Regions from separate parts of the Homo sapiens genome. Here all the other regions are linked to region 2. The links are chromatin loops, found by intact Hi-C in ENCODE. Cell type or tissue: endothelial cell of umbilical vein. All regions are shown on one strand. Region 1 overlaps TAL1 (TAL bHLH transcription factor 1, erythroid differentiation factor). Region 2 holds the start of STIL (STIL centriolar assembly protein). Region 3 has its middle 20 kb from the start of TAL1.

What was found. Peaks named below come from ENCODE experiments on the same cell type or tissue, not always from the same donor. Only the 100,000 strongest peaks of a DNase experiment are listed, where the experiment ranks them.
Region 1: it touches region 2 in a loop (6-fold over the local background); 2 of 110 quality-filtered maps call a loop at or near these places.
Region 3: a loop joins it to region 2, with 4 times the contacts of the local background. A loop is called at or near these places in 2 of 110 quality-filtered maps.

Annotation. Positions count from the first base shown.
Region 1 is chr1:47,228,185-47,230,684 of GRCh38, forward strand. It overlaps TAL1 (TAL bHLH transcription factor 1, erythroid differentiation factor), which reads right to left. Exons shown (of 5, transcript NM_001290403.2): 2 at 1,012-1,167. Among named protein-coding and RNA genes, the nearest start is that of TAL1, 2.8 kb to the right of the region's middle. RefSeq lists enhancers at 147-1,108, 1,109-2,070, 2,263-2,500. In endothelial cell of umbilical vein, no CTCF peak of the experiment used is centred here; DNase peaks (open chromatin) are centred at 727, 1,457 and 2,273; H3K4me3 peaks cover 2,500 bases; H3K27ac peaks cover 2,500 bases.
Region 2 is chr1:47,313,097-47,315,596 of GRCh38, forward strand. It overlaps STIL (STIL centriolar assembly protein), which reads right to left and starts at 1,051. Exons shown (of 17, transcript NM_001048166.1): 1 at 940-1,051. RefSeq lists an enhancer at 1,061-1,790 and a silencer at 1,108-1,157. In endothelial cell of umbilical vein, no CTCF peak of the experiment used is centred here; DNase peaks (open chromatin) are centred at 555 and 1,205; H3K4me3 peaks cover 1,912 bases; H3K27ac peaks cover 1,738 bases.
Region 3 is chr1:47,210,689-47,213,188 of GRCh38, forward strand. No RefSeq gene overlaps it. Among named protein-coding and RNA genes, the nearest start is that of TAL1, 20 kb to the right of the region's middle. In endothelial cell of umbilical vein, no CTCF peak of the experiment used is centred here; a DNase peak (open chromatin) is centred at 1,393; H3K27ac peaks cover 1,706 bases.

The DNA of each region.
Region 1 (2,500 bases), 85 kb before region 2:
TGTGGAGGACCTCTCCCGGCTCCTCCCCACATTTTAGGAAAATCCTGCCGGTTTAGGATTACCAGCCAGAGGTCCATGCCCCAAAGAAGCCACTCACAAACACTGATGGTTGTTGGCGACTAAGCTGCATCACTTGATTTGGATTACAGAAAGGAACGCCCGAGAGATTTTGTTTGTTTTTATTTGGGGAGAATGAAGGAGGAGGGAGATTTTAGACTGAATCGTTCTAGAGTATTTGACGACTACAGCTCCTCTCTCTTTGTACTACGGAGACCCTGCTTATAGCCCCCAACAGGAAATCCTCATCTGCAGTTGCCAGACAGCCAGAATATTTCCACCTGTGCCAGAACAAGACAGAAGACCCCAGGAGATTCTTCCTGGGGACAGGTCTCAAGCAGACCCAATCCCCCATACAGAGAATTTCTTAGATGAAAACAGCCTCAGGCCCTTAGACCCAGCCTCTGGTCTCTCTTCTGGGCCCACACCAGCACAACACCCTGGAGAAGCCCCAAGCCTGCACAAGTACCAAACCCACCAGGGAACAGCACCACCATCCTCGCCTCTACCGGAGAAGAGGGGTGTTCCTGCCTCCCCACCCTAGGCCTCAGGCCTGGGATCAGGGCCCACTCGAGCTGGGACTGCACTAGCCAGGAAGGCTGCCGCCTTCCTCCTGCGGGAGCTCCAGGCACAGTCTGTACCACCCGGATACAGCCGCCCCAAAGTTACCGGCCTTGGGAAACGTCCACAGAACCGGGACCAATGGGAAAGGCCTGGACGACTAAGTCCAACTAGCTGGTTTTACCCTGGGTGGAAAAGGGAAAAAGCCGCTGAATGCCACAGAGGCAGCTACAGCAGTCAGATCCCGATTCCAAGCTCTGGCTGGTCCTCCCCTCCCCCCACCCCCAATCTGAGAATGGGCTCTCCTCTGTCCTGAGCCTTCCTCACCCCAGGCCGGAACACAAGGCCTTCCTAGACACCGTTTCCACCGGCACCATTCCCCTGAAAACTCACCTGGGGCATATTTAGAGAGACCGGCCCCTCTGAATAGGATCTCCACTCCGCCGGAAAGGGGCGGAAGCCGAGGAAGAGGATGCACACCCGGGTCTTTGCTTTCCCCCTTTTTCGCTGAGAGGCCTGCAGTTACGCTGCGGTGTGGTCCTGGGCGATCTGCCGCGCCCAAAGCGAGTTTCCAGGAAAGATAGGGGTGGAGAGAAAGAGGCAGGGCAAGAGGGAGGGAGAGAGAGAAATGGGGGTCAATGGCTGGGAATTACCTCCTGTCCCCGACCAACCAGTCCAGGGAATCGCAAACAGCTTTCCGCCCCCAACCTGCAGGTGTTTGGAGCCTTTCCTCTACCCCCTCCTCCCCCCACCCGCCTTAAAAAACCCTATACATGACCAATCAGGAATAGCTATTTAGTCCAACAGCAACAACAACCCCTCCCGACAGGCTGTCTGGAACATTTTCGAACCCTCCAACTGGGATCGGTCTGGTTCAGTGTTTGTTTTCTAAGCAGGGAGGTGTCTACGCGGTTGCCTCCTCAGCCAGGTCTCCGGCTGCCGCTACACCGCGAAGGGATAGTCCCGGGCCTGGATGGGCGGAGGTCCGTGTTGGGAAAGGCGAATAGTCTTCAGACTCTGGTCGGTGGGACAGAACCTTGAAGTCCCCCCCACCTCATTCTCTCTCTGACCCCCATCCACCCACCTCCAGCCCAAAGCGAAACCAGAACCCAATTCCAGGGGCTGTACTTTCCTACAGAAATGGAGTTGGGAAGGGGGCTTGGAGAGAGATATCTGATCTGTTCAGGTCCTTTCTCGTCTCCCTACTGATTAAGAGAAAGAAGAAAGAGAGAGGAAGAGAGAGACAGAAAAAGAAAAGGAAATAAAGACCAACAAAGGGGGAAAGAAAGAAACAAAGGGGAAAAGTCCCCCACCTTCCCCTCCACCACCCCTACGAAATGATTTTCGATTTTTCGGGGTTTAGACAGAGTAAGGGAGAATTCTAATGATTTGTTACAGCAATAAACAAGGTAAAAGGAAAGGAGGTAAAAACAAACCCGACACTACTTTCAAGGATGTAGCAGGATTGAGCTTGCTTTTATTTTTTCCTAGTGGATTTTGTTTAATTTGTTTTGCCTAAATCGTCAGGCTTATGATCACACATCGAAGTCTTGGATTAACTGCGAAGGCCTCCTTCTATTTGCCGCGGCTTTGGTGGACATATAGGAATAATTCTTCCCTGGATTGCAATACAATGCGGAAGATTTTCTTTCTCCTCTTCTAATCCAAAAGAGGGGAGGGGAGGAAAGAAGAGGGGAATCCATCCATTCCCGGCGTGTTCGCGGGGGGTTAATGTTGCGTGTTCGCTGGGGGTTAATGTTTGCCTTATGACCAAGTCTCTGTGTCCGTGCCTCTCTCCATTTTCTCTTCCTACCTCAAACCCAGCAACTTAGAAAACGGCTGTAGCGGAAAAAAACCCGCTGCTTTGTTCTCCCGCCAAAGG
Region 2 (2,500 bases):
GTGGATCACCTGAAGTCAGGATTTCCAGACCAGCCCGACCAACATGGTGAAACCCCGTCTCTACTAAAAATACAAAAATCAGCCGAGCGTGGTGGCGTTTGCCTGTAATCCCAGCTACTAGGGAGGCTGAGGCAGGAGAATCGCTTGAACCCGGGGGACGGAGGTTGCAGTGAGCCGAGATCACTCCACTTCACTCCAGCCTGGGCCAAAGAGTGAAACTGCGTCTCAAAAATAAACATAAAAATAAATTTTTTTTAAAAAGCCGATGGCTCTTCTTTACATACAGAATAAAGGATCTTCACAATCCAGCCCCACTCTATTATTCCAACCTTAACCCCCCCATCCACTCATCCTACATTCCAGTCAAACTGAACTACTTGCAGTGCCCCGGTTTCAATATCTGCACAGGATGCCTCCCTTAACTTGGAATGCCCTAGTAAACCCCCGCCATCCCTCACAATCCAACTCGAATGTCACTTCCTCTGTGAAACCTTCTCCCAGACACCGTGGCGATGGTACTATACTGTCTGTACTCACACGCATAGCATTCTCGCACTTTGCTGTTTACACTTTACTTCCAGTAGTCCATGAACTTCAAACATTAACTGATCCCTTACTACGTAGCAGAGTGTGAGCCAGAAATTGTGAGGAATGCAAGAGCGAGCATTCAAGGTTTCAGTCCTCAAGAAATTCCCACCGTAAAAACAACTTTAAATGGCACGTTATCGACTGCAAACCTCTTTCACATACCTTAGCTCAGATGATACCCAAGGATTTCATGGACTGCTTAATTTCTCCCACTAGCTCCCCTTCTCGTCATCTGCTCCAGGCTCCTGGAGGGCGGAACCCACTACAGGGCTTTGAATGTTACCCACCAACCTTCCCAGGGCCCCGCTGCCGCCTCTCAAGGGGAAACCAGGAGCACAAAGCTCCACTTACCGCAACTTCCGCGGAGCTGAGGTCTGTTTGCAGGGTAGGAGCGGGAGCCGGCTCCAAGGAGCGCCACCGCCGACTCCGGCCCCGCCTCTGGGACGTTGGGGTCGCGGGAACTGAGGCGGCAAACACAAGCTCGCGAAACTGAAGGCCGCGCCACGCCTGCTGACTGGTCAGAAACCTCGCCAGTCAGGGAGCGGGGGTGGTGCTAGAGAGCCGCGCACGGTCGCCGTTACGTATTGGTGTGCCGACCAATCAGCGCCCCGCACTGGTTCCGCGCTCGACCAATCCCAAGTCTTCTTGGAGAACTGCGGGCGCCACCGGCGCTCCAGGATCAAGGATCCGAGGATTTAAACCTTTCATTTCGTCAACGGTTAAGTTCCGGGGCGGGGTAGGCTTTCCGCAAGCGCAATGGAAAGCCCAGCTAGGTAGACGGAGGAGCGAGTGGCAGATGAAGCCGGAAGTGCTCTATAAGATGATCATTGGTCGGCGACTGGAAGCGGACACCCGAAGAACAGTTTCCAAACTCTTTACCTGAAAGCACAAAAGACAAGAAAGTTAGAGTTATTCCAGTTTCTTACTTTTTAATTTTTATTCTAAAATGTACATTTTTAATTTTTCCTTTTTGTGATCACTTATCCTCAACTTCTAGATTTCTTCCAGTTTCTTTCCTAGGAAGCCATCTGTTTTAGTGACATAATTTTTTTTTTTTTTGAGGTGGAATCTCACTCCGTCGCCCAAGCTGGAGTGCGATGACGCGATATCGGCTCACCGCAACCTCGCCTCCCGAGTTCAAGCGATTCTCCTGTCTCAGCTTCCCAATTAGCTGGTATTACAGGCGTCCACCACCCACCACCACGCCCGGCTAATTTTTTTTTTTTTTGAAACGGAGTCTCGCTCTGTCGCCCAGGCTGGAGTGCAGTGGCGCGATCTCGGCTCACTGCAAGCTCCGCCTCCTGGGTTCATGCCAGTCTCCTGCCTCAGCCTCCCGAGTAGCTGGAACTACAGGCGCCCACCACGCCCGGCTAATTTTTTGTATTTTTAGTAGAGACGGGGTTTCACCGTGTTAGCCAGGATGGTCTCGATCTCCTGACCTCGTGATCCGTCCACCTCGGCCTCCCAAAGTGCTGGGATTACAGGCGTGAGCCACTGCGCCCGGCCTAATTTTTGTATTTTTTAGTAGAGACGGGGTTTCACCACGTTGGCTAGGCTGGTCTCGAACTCTTGACCTCAGGTGATCTACCCGCCTCGGCCTCCCAAAGTGCTGGGATTACAGGCGTGAGCCACCACTCTGGGCCAAAATTTGTATTTATTAATTGATTGATTGATTGATTGATTGAGACAGGGTCTTGCTCTGTCGCCCAGGCTGGAGTGCTGTGACGCTATCTCGGCTCACTGCAACTCACTGCACACTGCCTTCCAGGTTCAAGCAATTCTCCTGCCTCAGCCTCCGGAGTAGCTGGGGTTACAGACAAGCACCACCACGGCCGGCTAGTTTTTGTATTTTTAGTAGAGACCAGGTTTCACCATGTTGGGCACTGGGCTGATCTGGAACTCCTGACCTCAA
Region 3 (2,500 bases), 100 kb before region 2:
CAGGTGCCTTACCAGCTGCCCAGGCTGCAGCTTCCAAAGCACAGCCCACTCTTTCCCAAGGCTGTACCTCTGTCCTGCTGTTCCTGCTACCCTGAATGCCATTCCTCTCTTTGCATACCTGACAAATTCCTATTCATCCTTCAAGAACCAACTTCTTCTGGAAGCCTTGCTTGACCCCCAAGTGAGTCAGACTCCTGCCCTGGCTGACTTCTAGGGCAGCACTCCACATGCCTGCAACTACCTGATTGGCCTGCATTCCTAGAACTGCCCGGTTCAGCAAAGATGACAGTAAGTGTACAATGACTTAATGAATTAGAGAGGCTAAAACTGCGTTGTCCAGCATGGCAACCACTAGCCACACATGGCCCTTTACATTCAGAATAATTCAACTTAAAATTAATGTTGTTGGCCAGGTACGGTGGCTCACATCTGTAATCCCAGCACTTTGGGAGGCTAAGTCAGGCAGATCACGAGGTCAGGAGTTCGAGACCAGCCTGGCCAACATGGTGAAACCCCCACTCTAATAAAAATACAAAAATTAGCTGAGTGTGGTGGCAGGCACCTGAAGCTACTTGGGAGGCTGGGGCAGGAGAACTGCTTGAAACTGGAAGGCAGAGGTTGCAGTGAGCTGACATCGCACCACTGCACTCCAGCCGGGGGAAAAGAGCAAAACTCTGTCTCAAATAAATAAATAAATCATTGTGTTAAATGAATAAAAATGCAATGAGCTGCACTAGTTGCACTGCAAGTGCTCAAGAGCCACATATAGTTAGTGGCTATAATATTGGACAGGACAGACACAGGACATTTCCATCATCACAAAAAGTTCTATTGGACAGTGCTGACCTAAGAGTGGTGATAGAACACCAGCAGATCTAGGTTCTAGCTTCAGCTTAGTTCCTGGTTCCTACTTTGCCTCTCTGAGACTTTCCTCATCTGTGCAGCCCATCCCACATGCTGTGCAAGGCCAAGCATAGACAGTACCTGACAAGGACATTCCACTGATTCCATCATCCCACTGCTTTGGATCAGACACACGTGGACTTGGGGAAGCAGATGGGCAGGCGGCACCTGGCTGCCTAGAGGTGAGGGACCCACCCTCAGGCTCCAGCAGCTCAGAATAACCCAGGGTCCAAAGCTAACCCAGTGAGTCTCCTAGGAAGGCAGGCTCTGCAGAGAGCACGGCCAGTGTGCATCTCTCCATAGGCTTGAACAGGCCAGAGTGGGCCTGATGATCCCAAACTCATCTCTTCTGAACCCAGAGGGAGACCCAGGCAGAGCCTAGGGGAAGAGGCAGCTGCAGGGGCTGGTCCAAAGGGGAGGGGAGGAGTGGAGAGTCAGAAACGCGCTATCAGCACTGCCCGTCCTCCCCACTTCCTCTCTTCGAACGGATCACATCCTGTTATTGTGTGGAAAGAAAAGGCCGGGAGCTGGGGAGGGAGGCAGAGCTCGGACCAAGCAAGTGGGGAGAGGTAGGAAGAGAAAGGAGGAGCCAGAGGAACAGGACAGTGGGCAGCAGGGAGCTCCACCAGCTCCGCCCTGAGCCAGGTGGCCTGGGCAGGAGTAGGGGACCCAGGAGGGAGGATGAGCATCCATGGGGCGGCCTGCATCCCCCATTGAGAGATGCTGGGGCCCAGGACAGAAAATGGCACTCCCTCCTGGAGGCTTTCCCCAAGCCTCTTCCTCAGGCTCCTTCAATTTAGCTAATGTTCACCCTGGTCTCTACTGCCAGAGCAGGATCTCCCGTGGCTACCAGGCCTCTCTCACACAGCACTTGCCTCCAGGGTGGAAGGGCTCTGTATCCATTCCCTTCACCCCACTTCCACCCAGCCTGTGAACCCCTGCAGACAGGGCCAGGGCAGTCCCTTGCTGGCTCCCCTGCACTGCTCAGCAGGAATTCCTGTTGCTGTGAATGATTAAGTTTCCCACATCTTCCTCTTCTTTCTGTCTTCTGCCATTCCCAAGCATACCCCCTATCCAAATCCCATTTCCACGAATAATAACGGCTGTTTTCTATAAAACATAAGCACTTCACATCCATTATTTTGAAATCCCATGACAGCTCTGCAAGATGGGTGTTAATATCTTCATTTAACCAATGAAGAAACTGAACCTCAGAGAGGTAAAGTGATTTACCCAAAGTCACACAGCTGGAACTTAAACCCAGTGGTCTGACTCCAAAGATCAGCCTCTTTCTGTTGGCCCAGTTGCCCTTCCCATTCACTGCCTTCTGTGCCCTGGCCTCTCTCTTCTTGAACTGATACCAAATTGACTGCCCTGACTGTCCACTGGGCTTGTCCTCAAGTCGGGCCCACTGCTTGAGGCAAGCTGTCCAGCGCCCACACTGATTGCTCATAGTCCTAGCAGATTGCTGGGGCAGGCTGAGCTGCTGTGTCCCTGCACAGCACAGGCCTATTTGCTCTAAGGACACCAACTACCTGTTGACTATTTTGTCTTCCTTTCCTGAGAGGTAGTGAGCACTGGCTCTGGACTCAGATCT